Regions from separate parts of the Homo sapiens genome. Here region 2 is linked to region 1. The links are chromatin loops, found by intact Hi-C in ENCODE. Cell type or tissue: PC-9. All regions are shown on one strand. Each heading gives the region's core, and the rest is flanking DNA. Links, peaks and the distances in the headings are about the cores only.

Region 1 (5,395 bases), core at 221-5,220:
CAAACATGTGAGTAATGTGTTGCACTATGACTTTAGATGTCTAGAAATGATATTTTCTTAAAGTTAATTAGACTACTCAGGGTAAAATGTGTATAGTTAATTACTTCAATAGTGAGAATGTGTGATTTTAAAATTCTACATATATGTGAACACACAAAATTAAATAATATCTTGTATTTTTGATGATATTTTTGTTTCAGTGATATTTGGCTATTTGTGAAGATGTATATTTAGATGCTATATGTACCATTAGATGTCATCTGGAACTAATTATTACTAATAATAGCTAGTAAATAACTATTGATCAAATTTTAATAAAATGATGCAAAGATATTTACAGAGGCCAACAGCAAAATAAAAATGAAATTAAAAGCTTGTCCTTTTTTGTATTAGGAAAAAATAATGATCCAGTATTAAACACTTTTATAACACTTTTCTTTTCCTCTTTTCGCTTTTTATCATTTTTTAAAATCTATTCTTTGGAACAGTTTAGAACCATTGCATTTGAATACATTGAAATTCTGAAAAAATCTGATTTTTGTACATGCCAATTCTTCATCTAGAGGTTTTTTTTTTTGGAAAAAAATTACATATGTAGAAGTTGAAAACAGGTGCATATATAAAACAAAAAAAAAGATCATTGGAAATGTAAAATACTTTTTACAAACTTTGGCATGAATTTCTATGTAACACTTGGAAAGAACTGGAGAGAATATCAGTAAAAATTTAAGAAACAGTTTTTGAGTATTGTAGGGTGTCTCTTTAATAAGAATTTATCACAGTCAATTTTTAGCTATTTTAAAACAGAGCCTATTTTAACATTATTTCAATAGTCCCACTCTTTTATTGGAAACAATGTAGATAAAAATTTAAGAGACACTTTTTGGGAAATTGTGTAATCTGGCCAATGTTTTAATTATTTAAGAGTAGAAAATGCTTTTTATATTCTCTTTTTTAATCTTTTATTTCAATCATGCATGTACTCAAAAGAATTGTATCACATCTTTGCTAAGCTTTTTATTAAAGAGAAAGGTATTGAGTGCCTACTATAGGTTAGGCACTTTATCTTGGTATTAGTACATAAAGGAAGCAAAGACCCTTCTTGTTTGGGATGAAAATAAAATAAGGAAACTAGAAAATAATATGTATAAGCTAAAATATATAATAGAAGGAATGTAAGGCTATTTTAAAATGGGTGTCAAAAAACTCCCTGCTAAGTCCATTTAAACTAAGAAAACTAGGATGATGAGTAACCATCACATGAATACATGTGAGATGCATGTACCCAGTAGATGAGCTAATGCGAAAAACCTTAGGAGGAAAGGACTCGGAATGTTGGAGGAACAGAACGAAGGTCAGTGTGGTTGAGCCAGGATGCAGAGACAAGGAATGTTGGAAGCTAAGTTCAGTCTGGTTGACTTATTACTCCTCACTATGTAACAGTAATAATGCTGTTGAGGACCGTTCAAGGGATGCCAGTGGGGCTGTGGGTACTAGATCTTCTATCTTTGAGCATAGAGGGTATTTCAGCCTCAAAGGCACAGAGTTAGGAGATGTTACCAGCTCTCTGAAAGATGTGAGAGGACTTCATAGAGTAGATATATGAGAGATTACAGCCAAGGACACGATGCTACACATATTCTTCCTGACTCCTTGGATGACCTTCCCCCAACCTCTTGTCAAGGCAAGTTGTTGGGAGAAGTAATTGGGAGAACTTGAACCTGGAGAGTAGCTGAGAAGAGTTGCTGTGGAGAAAAGGCATTTTTCTGTTTTACTCGCGTTAATCAAAATTATTTTATGGTGAAACTAACAAATGTTCTTTCAATAAAAATTATCCAGATTCATTAAGACAGATTGTTAATATTTTTCTTCTAAGTTGTATAACATTACTGAAATGCTGAAGGTTTTACAAAGGGAGTCATGGCACCAGTACCAATACTCAGTCCACTTTTGCTGAAAGAAATGCATCAATCAATAAGTAGTAATCAGGCATCTAGTCTATGCATAATAGATTGACAAATCCCCGCTCTGCAGAAAATTATCCTCTATTCGGGGATAAATAATATAGGCTAGCAGAAAATGTAATTAACACTGAGTTGATTCAATATCATTATACTTATCACCCACTTCATAATATCAAAAATAAATGTATTGAGCACTTACAATGTTCAGAAATGCTTCTCAGTGCTTCTAAACACAGACCATGTAATCTAATCTTCACGATAATTCTATGAGGTACGTAGAAGGCATTATACCCATTTTGTAAATGATGAAACGGGGAGACAGAAAAACCAAGAAAACTGCAGAACTGACAAAAAGAAACGCAATAGGAATTGAGAGAGGAGAGGGCCCTTTTAGCATGAGGAGAAGTGAAAGAAGCTTTGATCTGGGGCTTTAAGTACAGGTGGATTTCTGAAAGGGGGAATTGGGGAAGGGAAAGGAGAGAAGAGAAGGAGTACATTCTGGGCTGAAGGAGTTTCTCAGGAGAACTTTTGGAGATCAGAAATCAGATCTCAGGTGTATCAGAGAGGAAGGATCATGGAGGGCCGTGCATTGAGAGATACTGAGGTGTTCACCTTTGCAATTTTTTGTATGAGGCTGTGTTGAAGAGTTAGAGTTAGGAAATTATTACCATGGTTTAGAGGAGGTATGACAAGGACGGGAATTAGTGTGGAGCTACTGGGTCTTGATATGAGGTAGCAGATGTGGCCAGCGAGCTTTGCAGGGAATAATCCATAGGCTTTCAAAACTAATTTGATGTGAGAGCTGCCCTGGGTCTGGTTGTGAAGCATTGAGTTGCTTAACAAGTGACCACCGGATGGAGCTCTCCATTAAGTAGCATAGAATGGCATCCCAGGTCTTTCAGTAAAAAGGATGAGAGATAAAACACAGGAAAGATTTGCACAAGGGTTTATGAAAATAAGGTCCAATAACTACAATAAATAAAAAATAATAAAAATAAGATTCTAAACAATACAAATTTCCACAAACAACCACTAAAACACATCTCCTGAAACAAATTAAGAATTAAGCACTAGAATGTGAGTAGAAATATATTTGTACTTGAACTAATTATCATAAAACTATATTTATAAAGGAAAACTGTGTATATTGTATGTGTATGTATATACACACATACACATTTTGATGTGAAAATTTTTATCTAGGAATTTATCGTAAATTAAACTATCGATGGTGACCACAACTCTGTGTGTGTATAAATGAACATACATATGTTCTGTGCAGTGCTACTTTAATGTAATTTAAAAACATGATACCTAAATGGCCAATGATAAAAAATTGGTTGAATTAAACAAATTATTATATAGTAATTTAAGTTACATTTTCAAGAATATTTAATGGCTTATGCTATTTCTAAGAGATATTAAATACAGAAAAAGTAGTTTATTAAGCAGTATATAAAGTATGATCCATATTTAAAATTTATATTTTAAACATGCATATGTGTTTATACATACGTACAAACATTATATATATATGTATACATCAATGTGATTTGAAGGCTATAAACCAGATTATTTAAATAGATTGTCTTCAGATTTCTGGGTTATGGACAAGTTTTTAGTTTTAGTTGTTTTTCTAATTTTGTGTCATAAAGATTCTCTAATAAAGCATGGTTAAAAATAAACTATATTGTGTATAAATTATAAATTACAGTACTCTTATAATTTAGTTTAAAAATTTGGTCACAAATAATACTGAAGCTCAGCTCTATTAATGTAATTGAAGCCTCCCTCAGGAGTTTGCACACTCAACCTAGTTGATTTTAACTGCAGGTATGACTACTCTTTGGCTACTTTGAGATTCTGGAATGATGTCAGGAAGACAGCTGTGCAGCTGTGCAGCTGTGCTTCTGCAAGCGGGCCTTGACTTGAAATATCCACCAACTGGACTGCTGTACTTGAATTTATCCTAGCAGGATTTTTTCCTTGCCATTTGTGATAGTAAAACAAGAATGCTCTGAGCATCTGCTACATACTTAGTTCAGCTATAAATTTAGCTCAAAACACAGGAACTGTTTATGACCTGCTTTTTATTTATTTATTTTTAGTGCAAGAATGTTGTGGGCCTAGGAATTTGGGTAGCCTAAAGTTACCTGATTCTGTTTTAAGCCTTTCAATTTAAGATATGAGGAGATGCTCGATATAGAGTTATGAAAAATATACCTCCTTAATCTAGTACCACATTTGAAGCTTACTTTATATTTAAGGGTTATAGCCTTCATAATACTATATCTTGGTTCATTTCCTAATAGCAAGAAGTTTTTGCATATTAACTGTGCTAGGTATTTTTTATGTCTTATGGCATTTAATCTTCCTCAGGTTTGTGCCAGCCAAATAGAGCTAAACCATTTTTGTAAAAGAATTATGGCTCAGAACTGATAAATAACTTGCTCAAAATCACATAGCTACTTACTTGGTGAAAAGAGAGGAGTTCTGGATTTATGCCTATCTACATCCAAGCTTCTTTGCCTTCTGCCAAGATTCCTTGTAAACCCTCTGGACACTCTTCCCCATGTCGTTGTTACTAATTCCACTTTCTCCTCCTTAGTTGTAAACATCTCTTGAGATCTTTTCTTCTGTCTTTTTCTGATACTTCTTGTTGAACTGAACCATTGGTATTGCTTTTATTATTCTTATATGGTTAACTTGCACAAGTGATACTATTGCTCTAGCTTCTACACTTAACTTCAACTCTAACCAATTACATATTTTTAGGTGAATTACGTTTTGAAAGTCAAACATTGTGGTGGACAGTGCAAAGGTGCTCCCAACGAGTTTGCCTCCTAGTATCCACCCTATTGTGTAATCTTGTCATCCAGAGTGTGGATATGACTTTGTGATACATAGCCATGACAATAAAAACTATGCATAATTTTAAATTAAGGAACTATTCCAGGAAGTCAGATATCATTTCTAGGTGCCATGGCTTCTGCTCAAAAGCTTATAACTTTTACTTCTCACTCCATAAATTACATATGCTTGAGTTTTGTGTGGTGCAGCAAAGGGCTTAAGAGTTTAGAAAATCCTCTCTGTTGTCTCTCTCCTACATGGCAGAATCTCACTGTTAATTGGCTAGTAGCTGTTGTCATAACCTGAGTGCATCCTCTATATGGTAACTGCTGGAGAAGTGAGGCCATACACAATGATCATTCCTCAGCCTGTAATCCCATTTGCATCCCCTGAGACTATTGCAGGAAATAAGACAAAAGTTGTCTTAGGCAAATGTACAACTTTCAATATTTTTTTCTAATCTTATCTTCTGGAGGAATAATTAATCAAATTTAGGGAGCTTTATGGAAATGCCTAAGTAAGAGATGCCATGGTTGGCTGGTTGGATAGACACTCTTTTCCCAGCCAAATCAGAGATCTCT
Region 2 (5,395 bases), core at 132-5,131, 640 kb after region 1:
TGATCAATACCTTTTCTAGTATTTTCTCAGAGCACTTCTCAAAGTGTGGTATGCATGCAACTAATGACATGTTAAGATCATCGAGTCTTTTTCAGACTATGTTAATTTTTCTAGTTATGTATTTATGGTTTTGAAACTGGAAAGGATCCCTTGTCTCTCTCGCAGGGCGTGCGACGGGGGTGTAGCTCACTTCTTCAGTGCCCCGCTGCTCAAACCTCTAGGGGAGCACACAGACTGGCAGGCTGTGGGGCTCCGACCCCATGGCAGTGTCTAGGGGTGAATGTTTACAACTGAAGCCCCAGTGGGCATGTGTTACAGGGGGCTCAAAAGTTTAGCCATCCATAGGTGGCTTGTGGTTAGTCAGCTCAATTAGACCCCTGCCTTAGAGAAAGGACAGAGGGCTTTCTGTATTAGGTACCAGAAGAATCAGATCGCATGTGGGCTTGGAGAATGAGTGCAAGGTTTTATTGAGTGGAAGTAGCTCTCAGCAAATGGGGGAGCCAGAAGGAAGATGGTTTTCCCCTGCAGTCCCTGGGCTCTCCTCTGACTGCTCCGGCCGAATTCCACCTCCTTCCACAGGTCAATGGCCTGCCTGAGTCTGTTGTGTGTTCTTCTGCTGGCCTGCTCCCCTTGACGTGCTCTTGATGTCCAGCCGCTTGTGTGTCCGCCTGTCAGGGTCTTGGGGTTTTTATAGGCACAGGATGGGGACATGGTAGGCCAGGGTGGTCTTTGGAAATGCAACATCTGGGTGCTAAGGCAGATGTTGCACAGGAGTGCCTGTCCTCACCTAGGTCCATGGGCCCAGGCCCAGGGATGGAACCCTTACCAGGGACCCACCCTTTTCCTCCCAGCACTTCCCTGACCTGCTTTCCGTATAAGTTTCACATAGTGGTCCATACAACAAAACCATTATGTCTGTGATTTAATAGATGTTCACAGAAAAAAAAATCTAAAAATAAAAAAACTGCTTAATTAGACAAAGAAAAGCAATATTCAGATAAGGCAAAAATTGCAAAGAATTTAGGAAAATGTCACAGATTCAGAAAATGTAGAATAAAAAATTAAATTGCTTACCATTAACTCAGCTACACGAGGCAATATAATATTGAAGTACAAATGAGGTGATCCTCCCAAACTATAAAGATTTTGACTTTTAAAAATGATAATCTTTTGTGAATAACCAGGCTATTGGAAATTATTGACATTTTTGAGCAATGATAAAATTATCCAAAATTAAAAATAAATAAAATAATTACTAAAATAGAAATTTACTATTATAAGACTTGAGGTAGCTTTCTAGATTTTTAGCATTTTAAATTTTAATACATAAATAGTGATTGCTAATTATTCACAACAAGTACAAAGTAAATTCCTGGGGAGTACAAATATCCTGAGCCCTACTCTGGGCCTATTGAAGGTGAATGTGAGGGCAAGTGCCTCTATTTGTAACAAGTTCCCCAGGCGCATTGTTGTAATAGGGGAAGTTTGAAATACTGGACTGGAGGAATATTCAAAGAAAGACCCATTACTACTCTATAAAGTGTATCTAGTATGTAGATACATATCTCAAAAAAGCACTTTCCTTAATAGTCATACAAACATTGAAGAAAAATAGAAGCTTTTCTAAATTTGATACTTTTAAGACAGTGACAGCAGAAGTCCTTCATATTTACTTTTCTATTCCTCAAACCAAAGTTATGATTTCTCTCAAAGGCAAGAAACCTGGGCAAAACATTTTGCAAGTTGGTAGAGAGAACTTTTTATCAATCTTGTTTGTCACATTGTATTTATTTGCTAATAATTATATGATATAGTAAATATGACTCAAGACCAATGATGTGTCACATCACCTCCAATGAATGTTTTAATACACAAGATTATTGACTGAGAAGTGTTCAAAAATTGTAAAGGTATTTGAAAAAGGCACTGTACTTTCCTTTTTTAAAAAATAAAAAGTGGTAAACATTTATTCCAACTGCATTGCATTTTGAAACTTTTATTTTTACTTTTTTTAATAAAGCAATACTGTCTCCCTTTGTTATAATAAAATTATAAGTTTAGAATTAGAAATGCATTTTCTATATACGTAATTTTACACAGATTATGTTTCTAACGTTTTCTAGGGTATACCATACAAGATTATAGATCTTATATCATCAGTAAAATATTCAGTGTAAAAAAATTATTAAATAACGCATCTAAATAAAAACAAATATCTGACTATAAATAAGATGTTTACCTTTATCATGAATGCTGGTACTTATGGTGAAGCAATTTTACTTAGCATACTAGTCTCCACAGTAATTTATTGAAAAAGCTGAGGATTCATTTTTAAGAGAATACCAGAACCATCCTATTACCATAATTTTAACTGCTCCCACTTAAAAATTTAAGAAAAGGTAACAAAACTGTTTTTCCCTAATCTGTGTCTTTCCTTTCCTTTCACTTTTCTTCCTTTCCCTTCCTTGCTTCCTCTCTCCCTTCCTTCCTTTCTCTTTCTTTAATTTTTGTGTTGTTTTGGTTTTCTATTATAATGAAAAATGTATGTGTTTTAACCAACAGAAAAGAGTTCTGCTCTTCGCCAGCTGTATACATTTTGAAAAATATATATAATATCTCTCAGAATCAGACTTCTCATATTTTAAACAAAGAAATAATGACTCTCCTTAGAATTATTATAAAAATTAAATGAGATAGTGGCCTAGTATTTGTTTTTTTTTTTTTTGTTACATGATATCTTCTCAGTAAATTAATTACTTATTTATGGTTCTTCCCTGTTTCTAATCCTGAGATATTCTTTTCTTTCTACTTGTGGTTTTTCTGCATACCAAACTGATATTAGCTGCATTTCACTAAGGTTCTTACAAATGCAGAAATTTGGACACCCTAGTAAAAACAGTAAATGCTTTGAAATTGCTTTTATCGTAAGAAATTACTTTCCAAAGACTACTCCAGGGGCCTGTATAATTAAAAAAAAAAAAAAAAACTTCTTAGAAAATCTTCATGCCTATTTGTAAACCCACATCTTCACAATTTTTAAATTTATTAGTATGGGATATAAGCATGCTAACAAATGAAATACTCTTTAAGGCTGTGGCTCATTAGCGAACAAAGTGACCAGTGATCCAAGAACTGATATTATGTGATGTTTTAGCGCCTCCTAGTCATCCTTTAGGTGAAGTAGATATTCCCACCTTAAGATTATAGCAATGGCTAAACACATGACAACTGTCACTAGACAGATAAGATCCACGGAAGTTTATGAGTCATGCACACCCACTCCCTAGGGGAAAAGGACACTGCATTCCACACAGGGGTTGCAATCTATAACAGACGGAACAGCTAGGGGCTGTGGGGGCAGACCCACAAGAAGGTAGAGTGTCTTCTTGTCCTGGAGGGAGAATGTGGTGGGCTTGTTTGAATCATTTTGTGGGCTGGCAGAGAACTGCAAGCTGCTCAGGGATAAGCAGGAGCTTCACCTGATCCATTTGGTAAGGTGGTTTGTTTGGCTAGAGGACCTAATTTGTAGGAGCAGAGAGAAGACTTTAAAACTAGTGATTAAGCCATTTGAGGCTCATGATTTCACCAGTCCAAGCAGCACAAAATATTAGACCTTAGTTGTAAGTATTACACCAATGAAACCAAAAGCCCAGGAATGAATATAGTGAATTTCCATCAAGCCAAGGGTCTAAAACAGGGTTGTGTAACTCAGATCATCATAATGACCACCTCCAATCTACATAAGCATGGAGAGGAGATACCTCCTGGGATGTAAAGCTGAAATCTACTTATGTAATTGATATTGCTAGATTCAATCCACCCCAATTAAAATTTTGAGTACAATTAACTTTGAGTTTTTAAAATACTAGAAATTCTTTATTGTTTGATAAAAATTATTTTAAACTCAAAATATGTTATAAACTTTTACATTTCTAACTCATTCTCACATGTAAAAAAGTAGTCTTACTAGTTTGAGAATAACTATTTCAAAATTATCATTTTGTTCACTTGTTCCTTCTATTACTAGAAAATTAACAAGGGCTTTTAGTAAGTTCCCATCAATCAAATTAGCATTTTAAATAGATTATTTAAATGAAAAAGATCATTTTTTTTTCTTGTTTCAAAAGATGATTTAGATGTACCTCTAGTGATTTGGGGTTAGTTTCAACCTCTTTGTACTTTCTCTTTCCAAAAACATATGCTAATAAGTTCCCAGCAATATTGTGAAGATAAACTGAAAAGCACTTTGCATAAATGAAATGGTATATAAATGCAAATTAATAGCACTAAGGTATGTTATAATTATATATGGAATCTTCCAATATGAAATACTGTCTTAAGATATATCCCCCAGGGAAAGATAAGAATGAAAGCGTTCACAAAAGGACACATAAGATGGTTAAAGTAGAATGAAACTTACTCATACACAAAAGGAAGTCAGGGAAGCTAAGATTATTTAGCCTGGAAATGTGAAGAGATAGAGTAAATATAATTGAGTTATTTAAGATTGTGATGGGTATAGTAAAAATTGATAAGATCCTTTTTATGTGCTATTTCATAATACAAGAAGGAGGGATCACTCAAAACTAATGGAAGGTTAATTTAAAAGGAACAAAAGGAAATGCTTAATCTTCGCATAGTGTAAAGTCAAACCACGTAATTCAATACTTTAGGAAATTATAGATTAAAATACAGAGGCCACATTTTAAAAATAGAAAAAAATGAACATTTTGTAGACAAAGCAATTTTCCATATTAAATGGAGGAGAATGTAAGGCCAATGAAAATAGATGATGATCGTTAGTATTTGTAATATGGTTATTTCATCTCTCAATTTAAGTGTAGAATTAGCCATGGACCAAGGAGACTGCTGAATTTTTAGTATTCTAGATTCACTTATAATTGTATTTTCAAGGAGGAAAGTAGTGAACCCATGGATGTGTCCACACCTCCTCATTGCTATGCTCCATATTTATTCCACATTCTTTTGTTCTCTTACTAATAACCTGGATTTCTTTTATTAATTTACAATCTTATCTGTGTAAAAAACTTATGTAGCCAATAAATCATTAAAACACTGCTACATAATCATATACTGTATATTAAAGTTTGAATTTTCCAAACTTATTTTATATTGAAGAGCTGTGGGAATGAATTCAGCAAGCAGAAATTCTGATCTTATAATATTCAATATTTTGTGCTGTTTTAATGATAAATATTAATACTGTAGTAATTTCAATATGAACATTTGGAAGAGAAGAATGCATTTCAATCATGCACACAATTTAATAGAAAATAAATTTATGAGAAAAAATGTTTCCATTTAAATGTTTGAGGATGTTAAAATGTGGGGAGTTCTAAGTAAATGTAAAAGCTGAAAATAAAAATGGTCTTTC

Evidence for each region. Peaks named below come from ENCODE experiments on the same cell type or tissue, not always from the same donor. Only the 100,000 strongest peaks of a DNase experiment are listed, where the experiment ranks them.
Region 2: a loop joins it to region 1, with 7 times the contacts of the local background. A loop is called at or near these places in 4 of 110 quality-filtered maps.

Annotation. Positions count from the first base shown.
Region 1 is chr6:95,278,296-95,283,690 of GRCh38, reverse strand. No RefSeq gene overlaps it. Among named protein-coding and RNA genes, the nearest start is that of MANEA-DT, 300 kb to the left of the region's middle. In PC-9, for the core only: a CTCF peak has its summit at 2,819 (motif pointing right); no DNase peak of the experiment used is centred there.
Region 2 is chr6:94,635,028-94,640,422 of GRCh38, reverse strand. No RefSeq gene overlaps it. Among named protein-coding and RNA genes, the nearest start is that of TSG1, 930 kb to the right of the region's middle. In PC-9, for the core only: a CTCF peak has its summit at 3,152; no DNase peak of the experiment used is centred there.